2 separate regions of the Homo sapiens genome follow, and region 1 is linked to region 2. Evidence: chromatin loops called from intact Hi-C (ENCODE). Cell type or tissue: heart right ventricle. All regions are shown on one strand.

Evidence for each region. Hi-C counts contacts between places; a loop is a spot of excess contacts. Peaks named below come from ENCODE experiments on the same cell type or tissue, not always from the same donor. Only the 100,000 strongest peaks of a DNase experiment are listed, where the experiment ranks them.
Region 1: a loop joins it to region 2, with 18 times the contacts of the local background. A loop is called at or near these places in 33 of 110 quality-filtered maps.

What each region holds. Positions count from the first base shown.
Region 1 is chr10:61,189,573-61,192,072 of GRCh38, forward strand. No RefSeq gene overlaps it. Among named protein-coding and RNA genes, the nearest start is that of LINC00845, 170 kb to the left of the region's middle. In heart right ventricle, a CTCF peak has its summit at 1,191 (motif pointing left); a DNase peak (open chromatin) is centred at 1,179; H3K27ac peaks cover 1,551 bases.
Region 2 is chr10:61,139,526-61,142,025 of GRCh38, forward strand. No RefSeq gene overlaps it. Among named protein-coding and RNA genes, the nearest start is that of LINC00845, 120 kb to the left of the region's middle. In heart right ventricle, a CTCF peak has its summit at 1,452 (motif pointing right); a DNase peak (open chromatin) is centred at 1,396.

The sequences.
Region 1 (2,500 bases), 50 kb after region 2:
AATCTGGGAGGCGGAGGTTGCAGTGAGCCGAGATCATACCATTTTACTCCAGCCTGGGAGACAGAGTGATACTCTGTCTCAAAATAAAATAACGTGAAATGTTGCATGAAGTCACTTGTACCTACCGGGAATGAGAAGGACACTCCACCAGAGGCCAAGGATCCGAGCTGCAGGCTGTACTTTTCACAGCTGTGTCCAGATGTAGAACCACACAGGCAGGTTACGTGGTTGGTGAAGACACATGCTTTGATCATGCCAAAGCCTGTAGCAGTTTGTAGGCAAAGAAGTGCTGTGAAAGCTGTGTCCTCCTGGTTTTTTCCTGGAAATAGCTCAGGGACAATGGAAGCTGCAAATTAATAGCCACACCTGCTTGACAGCAGCTGTGGTCTCCTGTGGGCTATAGGTTCTTAATGACTCCGCTAGTGAGGTAAGCATAGGGAATACAGTCCAGCATGAATGCAGAATCGTAAATGATACAGACTCAGACATATTATAGTTACATCTACATGAAAGCAAGTTATTTCTTTTTTCTGGGTCTCAGTTTCTTCATCTGTAATATGGGGAGAATAAATATCTTCCTTACAAATTTAAGTAATAACTGAGCAAAAAAATACATGTATGGTGTATATTACATTTCAATGGATACAGCAGGCACATAATAAGTGGTAGCAATGAAGCTATTTGCTTTGCTCTACCTTGGTCATGAATAACATGAATAATTGGTAAAGCCTCAGAAGAAGATGCTTATCAATGCTTTTGTGATTGCTCTCATCCCTATTTTCACTGGAAATAAAATAGCCCACATCGGTGACCAAACAGTGATTCTTTTTTTTTTTTTTTTTTTTTTTTTGAGATGGAATCTCGCTCTGTCACCCAGGCTGGAGTGCAGTGGCGCGATCTCCGCTCACTGCAAGCTCTGCCTCCCGGGTTCACGTCATTCTCCTGCCTCAGCCTCCTGAGTAGCTGGGGCCACAGGCATCCACCACCACGCCTGGCTAATTTTTTGTATTTTTTTTAGTGGAGACGGGGTTTCACCGTGTTAGCTAGGATGATCTCGATCTCCTGACCTCGTGATCCGCCCGCCTCAGCTCCCCCAAAGTGCTGGGATTACAGGCGTGAGCCAGCACGCCCGGCCAACAGTCATTCTTTACTATTCTTATTTGTGAACACTCACCTTGTGCTGCCATCTGGAGGCCAGGCTGGTAGAGAAGGGACTGGGTCCAATTTCAGGTCTACCGCTAAACTCAGCAGCTGTGTAAGCTCTGAAAAATGGCTTAACTTATCTGTGCCTCAGGCTCTTCATCAAACATCTGGCTTTTATCACAGGTTTGTTACAACCAGTAGAAACCACAGCTGGAAAAGTACTTTGGGGATGTGACTACAAGATACACAGCAGTAAACACGCTGCTGAGATATTCACCCAGACTCCCCATAAACAGAGAATGCTCTGGGAGAAGTTCAGAAGGAAAAACCCCGATTTCTGCAAGAAATCTAGCTGTCTTCTATGGGCTAAATCTACAGATTTACTCTTATTGGAGTTAATTCCATTTTCCCAGGAATAGGAGTAAAAACAATTTCATCAGGATCCTTAACTATAATTCTTCAAACATAACTGGTGCTTGTCAGCTAGTCATTGCTTAGTTGCTTGAATGTGCATGTTCACAGATACTAGTATTCCCGATTTAAATTTCCTCTCCTAGGCATCAACTACAAATTTTCTCCTCATTGCTCCTCAAGAGGGTGCATTTCCTCATGGAATTCAAGGCCACTATATTAATGGAACTCCAGGGGAAGGGATGGAGGGGTCACAGTCCTCCCCCTGCCTGTGGTCCTTTCGTCTCATTTTTTTTTTTAGAGCACATGAAGTTGGGCTGACACTGCTTTTGCTTCAGAATACACCCTTTAGCATTGTCATCATCACCATCCTTATAAAGTATCAATAAGTAGGAAATACTCTTCAAATCTTTGGTGAAAGTGGTCATATTTATTTTTCAACAAAAATGTTTGAGTTCTATATATCAGAATAGCATGACGTTTTCTATCTCTTGATTTGATTCTCCATTCTTTGAATTTTCCAAAAACCAAAAATTAGGTTCTAGGAGCACAAAAGAATATGAAAGTCATTCAGGCATACACACACAGTCACTATCACGAGAACAGCATGGGGGTAACTGCTTCCATGATTCAATTACCACCCACTGGGTCCCTCCCAAGATATGTGGGGATTATGGGAGCTACAATTCAAGAGGAGATTTTGGTGGGGACACAGCCAAACTGTATCTTTCTGCTCCTGGCCCCTCCCAAATCTCATATCCTCTCATTTCCAAACACAATCATGCCTTTCCAACAGTCCCTCAAAGTCTTAGCTCATTCCAGCATTAACCCAAAAAACCAAGTCCAAAATCTCATCTGAGACAAGGTAAGTCCCCTCTGCCTATGAGCCTATAAAATCAACAGCTAGTTAGTTACTTCCTAGATACAACAGGGGTACAGACATTGG
Region 2 (2,500 bases):
GAATTTCTTGCCACAAAATTGATGCAATTGCCGCATTCTCTGCAATGAATATACAGGCTCCCTTCTTGCTCTCAGAGAAGTGAAGCCTATCCTTGTTACCTTCAGCTCCCCGTACCAGTGAGCAACTTGGCCACGCAGGGACTTTAGGGCCTGAGAATGGATTCCTCGAAGTACTCTGCAGGAATTGATTAAAACAGGAAGGAGAGGGGCGGGGAGATGAGAGAGCCAGCAGAGGAAAATAACATGTTAGTGCTCCTTTGTGCCTTACTGAAGTCAAGGCTGACTTCATAGTGTCACTCAGGGAAGGAGGCCAGGATTCTAAAGAGGAGAAATGATTAAGAGGGAAGCACAGAGGAGGATGAATTCAGAACCAAGCAGGGAAAAAACCTCATACCAGCCATTATGATAAAATCAAGTAGGTGCAAGGAAATGAATGGGCAATTTGAGAGTGAAAATTATTTTATATCAGGCAGAAGACAGGATTCAAGGGTACTTCTAGCTTCAGGTATCTCTCACCATGCAATGTATTGATGTTGAGCTGTAAAATAAATTACTTAGAGTCTAACTTTCCCATTGGTTTTATTATTAAAGTTATTTTATAATATAATTTTATAATATAAATACATTTAATATATACTTATATGAATATAAATATATTTATATTTTAAATATAATAATGTTATGTGTTTACAAATGATTCTAAGTTATATAAATTATTTTCATAAGCTATACAGATCTTTCTAATGAGTGAGGTGAGGACTTTTGATGAGCAAGAGGAGGAGTTGTAGGCTGCTCCTGTGGCATGCTGGGTGTTTTAGAGAATTGAATGGGATTTGACTTTCCTCATTTTCCTTGTTTTTGTTCTTACAATCTGATTTTTTAATAATGGATCCTTCCTTTCTTTCTACCCTTGGTAGAAGTAAGAAGTATTTATTTCATACTTAGAAGTCCCTAGTTTCCATATTTACAATGCCAAATTTAATCTCCTTATCTTTTGCCTAATTTGAGCATAGAAAAAAAATTTTTTTCATTAACTTGGATTCCAGATTTGCAATCTGTGAGCTTTCAGATAGTGTCACTTAAGAAAAAAATCAATCAAGATAGGGTCATACAATTTTTGTCCACTTAGGGGAACAAAGTGACATTGAGAATTTTTAAAACTTCAATTAAGAAAAGAATTAATTGCAATTTAAGGCAAATCACTACAGTATAAGCTGAATATTTGCTACAGTAAACAAAAATATTGTCTGTAAAGACATAGACGAACTCACTTTGTGTCTAAGTCAAATTACCTAGAGTATTTGAATGAGGCAAAAGCGTGTAAAAGTGATGTTCTCCTACCATGGATTTCGCCCAGTTCAGTCTGGCTGTTTTCCATTGTGTCTGACTTCCAGAGGTTTTGTAGTACAATGTTCAGCAGTTCTGGTTGAAAACACTACATTTCACCAATAGGTGTCACTGTCTAACGCATGATATATTCAGACATTTAAAAAAATTATCATGTATGGATTTCGAGGTTCTGTAATTCTAATGAATTCCATACTTTATCAGTGTCGCAGTGTAGAAACATTGAGCATTAAGTTTCTATAGAGCAAAGACTCTAGAGGCTGCTGGGGGCAGAGGAAGGAGGTGGATCAGATACAGAATTCTAGCATTTTAGCTATTTCAGGGGGAAGTTAAGAGTAACAGTACGGATCTTGAGCTCACTGGCACTCAGAAGACTGTGATCAAGCTGATGACATAAATAATTTGAACAATTGCTTCTTGAGGCTCAATTGCTTTTTCCCCCCTTTAATCAGTGAAGAGTTGCCCTTGAACACTTGACAAAGCAGGCAGTATTTAGGGATTAGAAAAAGAGAAGAGAATCACTGTTTTGTCAAATTCTCTTAAAGATTTAAAGGCCTAAGTTGAATTCCCCCTCAACTTTTTTTTTTTTTTTTTTTTTAGACAGGGTCTTGCTCTATCACCCAAGATGGAGTGCAGTGGCATGACCATAGCTCACTGCAGCTTTGAACTCCTGAGCTCAAGCAATGCCCCCACCTCAGCCTCCCTAGGAGCTGGGACTACAAGGTGCATGCCAGCACACCCAGAAAATTTTTTAATTTTAATTTTAATCTTTTGGTGGAGATGAGATCTTGCTATGTTGCCCAGGCTGTTCTCAAACTTCTGGCCTCACGGGATCCTCCCACCTCAGCCTTCCAAATTGCTGGGATTACAGATGTGAACCTCCACACTGGTCACTTTCATCTTGATGGTACAAGAAGAAAGTTGCTTTTCCATGAACTTTAGTGAACCTCATGGAAAGTTTATTTTTTATCAACTGCTTTAAAATTTATTATGGAGGTTTTTGAACCTATACAAAGTTAGAGAGAATAGTATGATATACCTTGATGAGCATATGACACAGCTTTAACTATTATCAATGTATGGCCAGCCCTGTTTCATCTGTACCTTCTCACCTCTGCCTTACTCTACTGGATGATTTTGAAGTAAATACTAG